2 separate regions of the Homo sapiens genome follow, and region 2 is linked to region 1. Evidence: read pairs that join two places in POLR2A ChIA-PET (ENCODE). Cell type or tissue: B cell. All regions are shown on one strand. Region 1 overlaps CNTRL (centriolin). Region 2 overlaps C5 (complement C5).

What was found. ChIA-PET counts read pairs that join two places held together with the same protein. Peaks named below come from ENCODE experiments on the same cell type or tissue, not always from the same donor. Only the 100,000 strongest peaks of a DNase experiment are listed, where the experiment ranks them.
Region 2: POLR2A ChIA-PET joins it to region 1 with 6 read pairs; 5 of 35 experiments call an interaction of 5 or more read pairs at or near these places.

Annotation. Positions count from the first base shown.
Region 1 is chr9:121,083,494-121,087,493 of GRCh38, forward strand. All of the region lies in intron 2 of CNTRL (centriolin), which reads left to right. Among named protein-coding and RNA genes, the nearest start is that of CNTRL, 11 kb to the left of the region's middle. In B cell, no CTCF peak of the experiment used is centred here; no DNase peak of the experiment used is centred here.
Region 2 is chr9:120,984,116-120,988,115 of GRCh38, forward strand. The region is part of intron 25 of C5 (complement C5); the gene reads right to left. Among named protein-coding and RNA genes, the nearest start is that of C5-OT1, 33 kb to the left of the region's middle. In B cell, no CTCF peak of the experiment used is centred here; a DNase peak (open chromatin) is centred at 1,836.

The sequences.
Region 1 (4,000 bases):
GGTCTTCAAGGGCAATAACATGCATGGAGCTGTCATTTCTTATGATAACAGTGTTATGTTCTGGAATACCTCTTGAAGGACCTACCTGCCTGAGTCTGTTTTATAGTTAACTATTTTTTAAAAAATAAATAGAAGGAGTACACTCTAACAATGAAAAGTATGGTATAGTAAATACATAAGCCAGTAACACGGACATTTATTACCAAGTACTATGTACTCTACATAATTGTATGTGCCAGGCTTGTGTACACCTTGTAGCACAGTAGGTTTGTTTACACCAACATCACTACAAACATGTGAGTAATGTGTAGCACTATGACATTATGACATATATGATGTTACTAAGTTATAGGAATTTTTCAGCTTTATTATAATCTTACGGGACCACTGTCATGTATGTGGTCCGTTGTTGACCAAAACATTGTTATGTGATGCGTGACTGTATGTATTTCACAATATCACATATATGAAGATGTTTGTCATTCCACTATCCCTTTCTAATATCAATTTATATAGCATTAAGACTTGAGCTACTCTAAATCCTTGGATTAAAAACTACTTTAACCTAATATCTTATTTCATTAAATTTTTTTTCTAAAAAATAATTTCTGTTTTCACATTTTCAGCAGTGACTATAGGGGAAATTAAGGTACTAAGCAAAGATAGCATCATTATTAATGTAGCCTTGCTCGAGATCTATACATCTTATAATATTTTTTGTCCAAAAGTTTGTAAAGTTTATAATTTTTGTACTGTTTTTAGACTAAATGTACTTATAAGAACAACTGTGTATCATGAAAATCATTTTTGCATACACCTAACCTTGCAAATGTAGGACTCTTGATGTTAAGGACTAGTATTGCTCATGCAGACATTTTTTGTTGAGATACTAACTAGTACATTTTACATTTTATGTTATTTATGATTAACTCATTCAATAAATGTTAATTATTTACCATTTGCTAGGCTCTGTTCGAGGCCTACAGTGTGCTATATACTGTACGCACACTGTAGGCACAGCACACTGTATGCCTAGGATAGAAGAGGATGTCATTTTTTTTTTTTTTGTGAGATGGAGTCTCGCTTTGTCACCCAGGCTGGAGTGCAGTGGCGCGATCTTGGCTCACTGCAAGCTCCGCCTCCCAGGTTCAAGCTATTCTTCTGCCTTGACCTCCTGAGCACCTGGGATTCCTGGCGCTTGCCACCACGCCTGGCTAATGTTTTGTATTTTTAGTAGAGACGGGGTTTCACCATGTTAGCCAGGATGGTCTCGATCTCCTGACCTCGTGATCTGCCCGCCTCAGCCTCTCAAAGTGCTGGGATTACAGGCATGAGCCACTATGCCCGGCTGAGGATGTAATTTTTAAGGACTAATCAAGTCACAGTGCTAAACCATTCTGAGCCTTAATGGTCATGAACTTTACCTTTCTTTCATATAGGAAAAGAAATATTTTTATATGAAAACATTTAAAGGAATTTGACCAAGGTCTCTTTCATTAACAAATGCTTTAGTTCCTTCTGGAAGATCTATACTTCAATAAAATTGATTTTGTAAATAAGAATAGTAGACACTGAAGTTTGAAGTGATCAGATGTTTTTCATATAGCATGAGACAAATATGAATGGATTTCAGAAACGATATTTAACAAAAAAGGCAGATTTAAAAGATATTTTATGGTTTCATTTCTCTAAAGTTCAAAAATAGTTCAAAAATCTCTGGTGTTGGAAGTCAGGATGGTGATTCCCCATGTGTGGGAGTTAGTGACTGGAAGGGGGCATGAGACGACTTCTGGGATTCTGGAAATATTCTGTTTCTTTACCTGGATGCTGATTACATAGCTTGTGTTCACTGCATAGAAATTCATGAAGCTATATACACTTATGATTTATGTACTTTATGTATGATACATTGCAATAAAAAATATGCATACAGAGAGAGAGAGAGAGCACATGCATGAAAGAGCACACTGTTGAAAGTATGGTTTTTAAACAGGGTGAATTCTAGTTATAAGATGTTAGATGTATTCATGACCTAGACACCATGGAGCTGCTGGGAATTCAGAGATTACTTCTCCACTTGTGGTTGTTACATTCTGAGCAAGCAAAAGATATATAGTAGGTATATTCAGTGTAATAAACAGGGAGGATTCATTCTGTAGGAAGAAAGTAGATTTCTGGAAAGTCTTCACAAGAAAAGTAACAGTTTAATTGGTTGAGAGAAATAAGAGGATGTTTAATTCCCTTTAACGAATTCCCTTTAAGGAAAGGGAATTTCATGAGCAAAAACTCATGATGTGTTCAGGCAATGACAAAAAGATGACTAGAGCAATGGTATGTGGTGGGGAGGCCAGAAAGTTTGGGCCAGACTGTGATGAGTCCTGTTTGTAGTGCATGGTGCCAAAATGTTTAGACTCATAGGCATTGGGAACCATTACATTTCTTTTGTTTTTATTATATAAGTGGGTCAAAGGTAGAGGATGGATTGAGGATAAAGGAGAACTGGAAGGAAGGTGGTTCTGAGAGTATCTTAATAGTCTAAGCAAGAGAGGATAAAAGTTGAATCTAGGGCAGTAGCTGTGACGATGGATAGAGACGAATTTCAAAATATTTTGGAGATAGAATCAATATTGTTGGACGATGGAGAGGGATGACTGGAAGATAACTCTATTCATTCATTTATTCAACAAATATGTATTGAGTTCCTGCTAGGTACCAGGCACTATGCTAGACTCGGGAGACAGTGTAAACAAAACAGACAGGCTCTCGTGGAGCATACAGTTCAGAATGGAGACAAATGTTAAGCAAAATGACATAAATGTGTAATTTCAAACTGATTATGTGAGGAAAAAATACAAATTCATTGAGAGTATAGAACCGGGGACTTCACTTCATCTGCCCTGCACTGGAGGCTTTCCTGAAGAAGCAACAGTTGAGCTGATCTCTGAAGGAAGACTACAAATTAACATGGTAAAAAGAATGAGATCAAGCATTATTATTACTGTGAGGAGGCCAGTGTGACTGGAGCCCACAATTGAGGGAACGAATGACAGAGGTGAATCTAGAGCAATAGGGACAGATCATGGGGGACCACCTTGTAGGTCATGGTAAAGATTTCCTTCATTACAGACTGCTGGATTTACTTTTTTTTTTTTTTTTTTTTTTCCTGAGATGGAGTCTCGCTCTGTTTCCCAGGCTGGACTGCAGTGGCGCGATCTAGGCTCACTGCAGCTTCTGCCTCCTGGGTTCAAGAGATTCTGTTGCCTCAGCCTCCTCCCCTCGACCCCAAGTAGCTGGGATTACAGGTGCATGCCACCACACCTAGCTAATTTTTGTATTTCTAGTAGAGACGGGGTTTTGCCATGTTGGCCAGGCTGGTCTCAAACTCCTGACCTCAGATGATCCACCTGACTCGGCCTCCCAAAGTGCGGGGATTATAGGCATGAGCCACCGCTCCTGGACTGGATTTACTTTTTAAATAGATCACTCTGGCTATCTGACTGCAATGTAATGATGGAAGAATAAGGCAAGAGAGCTTGTAGACAGATCAGTTAGAAGCTGTTATAGTAGTTTGATGAGGGCTTGGATTAGAGTGCGTGAGAGTGAAAATGGAAAGAAGCAGACTTAATTTGAGAGGTTATTTGGGAGTAAGAATTAACAGGATTTAGCGATTGACTGAGTATGGGACAAGGGAAGAGGGAGGTGTCAGGAATGACTCCCAGGTTTTTGGCTTATTCCAGCGAGCAGTGTTCAGTATTTAGGGAACACTGGAAGACGAAAAGGAGAGTGAGAGGAGGAACGGGGTAAATAAATTCAATCTGGACTGAGTGTAGGATGCCAATGAGATATCACGTAGGCAATTGGAAATAGGAGTCTGGAGCTCAGAGAAAGATTGGATTGAGGTTATAAATATCGGCTGGGCATGATGGCTCACACCCATATGTAATCCCAGCACTTTGGGAGGCCAAGGCACGTGGATCACCTGAGGTCAGGAGTTCGAGAT
Region 2 (4,000 bases), 99 kb before region 1:
GATGCACCAAAGCTATTTAAGCCATTTCCCTTTCTGTAGACATTTAGGTTGTTCTCAGTCTTTGCTCTAATTGATTTAATTATTTTAAAGATTTTTTTTTTGATATTAATCGGAACTTGCCCCTCCACAACTAGGTGCCTTTTCCTAATTCTTTCTCTAGAAACATCAGAAATTTATTTTCTACTCTATTGACTTTTAGGGGGTAAGAGTTGAGAGCTCCTCTCTTTTTAATCCTCCCACACTGCTCTCAAGGATGAGAAATACTTCTACGGATTGCTCAGGTTCAAGGACACTCACATTTTCAAAGATTGGCCCACATTTTACATTGGGTCTCTCTTGGGATTTTGGCTTTTGGAAGTCTCTCTTCTTTTAGCAGGCTAGAAAGGCATATGAGTGCAGTTATACGGCCAGGCTGCCTCTCCACTTATCTATACATCTGTATATATAAAGATGCTTTAGTTACATCTTTGAAAAAAGGCAATGGCAATAAATAGAAACAACGGACTCATCCTTTGGGATCAATTATAAAGATTAAATATATGAACATACTTAAAATAGTTCTGGATTATAGTAAGTATTCAATAGGTATAAGCTCTTACTTTTTTTTTTTTTTTTTTTTTTTTTCAGACGGACTCTCTCTCTGTTGCCCAGGCTGGAGTGCAATGGCGCAATCTTGGCTCACTACAGCTTCCACCTCCCAGGTTCAAGCGATTCTCCTGCCTCAGCCTCCTGAGTAGGTGGGACTACAGGCACGTGCCACCATGCCAAGCTAATTTTTGTATTTTTAGTAGAGACAGGGTTTCACCATGTTGGCCAGGCTGGTCTCAAACTCCTGACCTCAGGTGATCCACCCGCCTCAGCCTCCCAAAGTGCTGGGATTATAGGTGTGAGCCACTGCACCTGGTTTTTATAAGCTCTTACTCCTATCTCTCTTTCTCTTTGGTACTCTTGGGTGTCTCATCCCTGGTATCCTTAAGGAGTGAGAGTCTAGACAGCACTTCCCTAAAGGTAAAGCAAATACAATTCGCTCTAGCTTTTTGCGTTCTCCTCTTCCCACTGACCTGTCCCTTGGAGACTGCCCTGAAATTCAAATTTTAAGTGTGACATGGAGGAAAAAAAGAAGTAGGCTATTTGATTTGCTTTTGTTCCAGACCCTAGGCTACCTCTACAAGTGCTTAATATGGTCTAGTTTAGTTCCTCATGTTTTACAGTAGGGTCTGGGACTAAAAATTTAGAGTAGAAAAGAATTTTTTAGTCACCTTGAAGAGAAATCTGGCAAAATCTGATGAAACTGTAAATATGCATTCCTTATGTTCCAGCAATTCTATCTCCTGGGATATACCCTAGAGAAACTCTCACACATGTGCACAAAGAGACATATGAAGATGTTCATTATCATATTGTTTGTAATATTAAAATTTGGAAATGGTTGTCCATCAAGATAGGAATAGATAAAGAATATATACTATGTGATATATTTGTAAAATAAAATACTGCATGGCAATGAAAAGGAGTGAGCTATATTTACCTATACTACTAGATCTAAAGTAACTAAAAAGTATTAAAAGAAAAAGGTAAGTTACAGAATGATAGGTATAGTATGATACTAGTTATAATCATTTAGAAATACAAAAAGGGACTGTAAACCCATCACTTCATTTTGGAAGCAAATAACCATTCTTTCTTTTACAATGCTTAACTTTCTTAAACAGTGCTTACTTAAGAATTCCAGGAACTAGCCATGAGATAAAAATCAAGGATGTGAAATGTCCCCTGGAGAAGAAAAATACTGAGCAGTTAATCTACAAACCTGTTTCAGTCTAGCTGACCACTAGATGGCCCGTTACTCAAGATAATAATCAGAACAAGACATGCTGACCTGTACGTAGCTAACTCTTGCACACAGTTTTCCAAGCCCCTTCCTCTTTAAAATCCCTCTGGCCAGCCTAGGGCATTTGGGATAGTTTCCTGACTCTAGTCTGCCATCTCCTTGGGTTGCTGGCTCCTGAATTAACCTGCTTTTCCTCCCACCAACCTTAGTCTCTTGAGTTTGGCATTTGAGCAGTGAGCAGCCAAACTGGAGTTAAGTTACAGCTATATGATTTCATGTATATATATACTATATAAAATATTAAAAATGTTCTGGAAAGATGCATAAACTCATGATAGTGAATGCCCTTGGGGGAAAGAAACAGAAATAAGATGGAGGCTTGTAGTTAAAGAGAAAAGTTCAATATCCACAATGTTCTTTAAAAAAAAAAAAAGACGAATATAAAAAATGTTCATCATCATCAATTTTGGGTTTTGCTAATATGAATGATATTCGTACTTTAAAAAATCTGCTTTGTATTTCTCAAGAAAAGTTTGAGGGTATTTAGGTGCTGGACATTTTCTTCTATGTCTATTATTTCTTTCAAGGAACTCATGGAGTTGGGTGTATGTTTCAGTCTTGCCCCAAACTCTTGAAAGGCTCTGAGTGTTTACTGAGAGGCTGTTGTACCTTCCTGTGGGGCTTTCTGCTCTCCAGGCATCTATTTCCCAGGTCCTGCTGTGTCAGTTTCCAGTCTTCATTGACACTCACTCCCACTCCTGCATCCTGGGTTATCCTCTGGTTGGTGTGCTGCAGGGGTCTATGAGCCTTTTATTTATTTTTTTATATTTTTATTGTTTTATTAAAGACAGGGTCTCCCTATGTTACCCAGTCTGGTCTGGAACTCCTCTGCTCAAGCCATCCTCCTGCTTCAGCCTCCCAAAGTGCTAGGATTATAGGTGTGAGCCACTGTATCTGGCCCTGTGTGTCTTTTGAAGTGTGTCACCCACACATGGTCAGACCTAATCCTAAGGTATAATCTATGGAACTTGGTAGCTGATCAGAGGTAAAGCCAAAAGGAAAGGAAGGAATCAAAAACCAACTGATGATTCTGACTTGATCCATGGGGGACAAAGGGCAGGGTATTGTTGTGCACTGAGTAAAGAAACAGAAGTGTATTTGAGGAAGAAAATAATGAATTTGGCACATATTGTGCTTGAAGGATCTTTGGCTTCCGGAAACCTAGAAATATGGATCTAGGACATTTCCTAACTTCTTAGGAAAGAAGTTAGGCCTTGAGACATTGATTAGGGGGCCATTGGCCTAGATGTTATGGAAATCATGGGCAATAATGAGACTGTACCAGGGGAGATTACAGAAAATAAGAGGGCCAAAGATAAAATTCTGGGAGATCTCAATAGCTAAAGAAAAAAAACTGGCCAGGCGCAGTGGCTCATGCCTGTAATCCCAGCCCTTTGGGAGGTTGAGGTGGGTGGATCACGAGGTCCGGAGATCGAGACCATCCTGGCCAACATGGTGAAACCCCACCTCTACTAAAAATACAAAAATTAGGCATGGTGGTGCGCGCCTGTAATCCCAGCTCTCAGGAGGCTGAGCCAGGAGAATCGCTTGAACCCGGGAGGCGGAGGTTGCAGTGAGCCGAGATCGTGCCACTGCACTCCAGCCTGGGAACAGAGCAAGACTCCGTCTCAAAAAAAAAAAAAAGAAAAAAGAAAAAAGAAAAAAATCTAAAATTAAAGTATTCTAGGTTGTAAACTCCTTAAATATGTTTCATATAGAACCTACAAAGCAGCTGGCACACCGTTTTTATTAAATATTTTGTCATAGCATGATGGTTTTTTTGTTTTGTTTTGTTTTGTTTTTTGAGACAGAGTCTCACTCTGTCACCCGGGCTGGAGTGCAGTAGCGCGATCTCGGCTCACTGTAACCCTTGCCTCCTGGGTTTAAGTGATTCTCCTGCCTCAGCCTCCTGAGTAGCTGGGACTACAGGCACATGCCACTACGCCCAGCTAATTTTTGTATTTTTCATAGAGACGGGGTTTCACCATGTTGGCCAGGATGGTCTCGATCTCTTGACCTCATGATCCGCCCGCCTTGTCCTCCCAAAGTGCTGGGATTACAGGCGTGAGCCACCATGCCCAGCCGGTATTTTTTGAAAATAGACTGCCA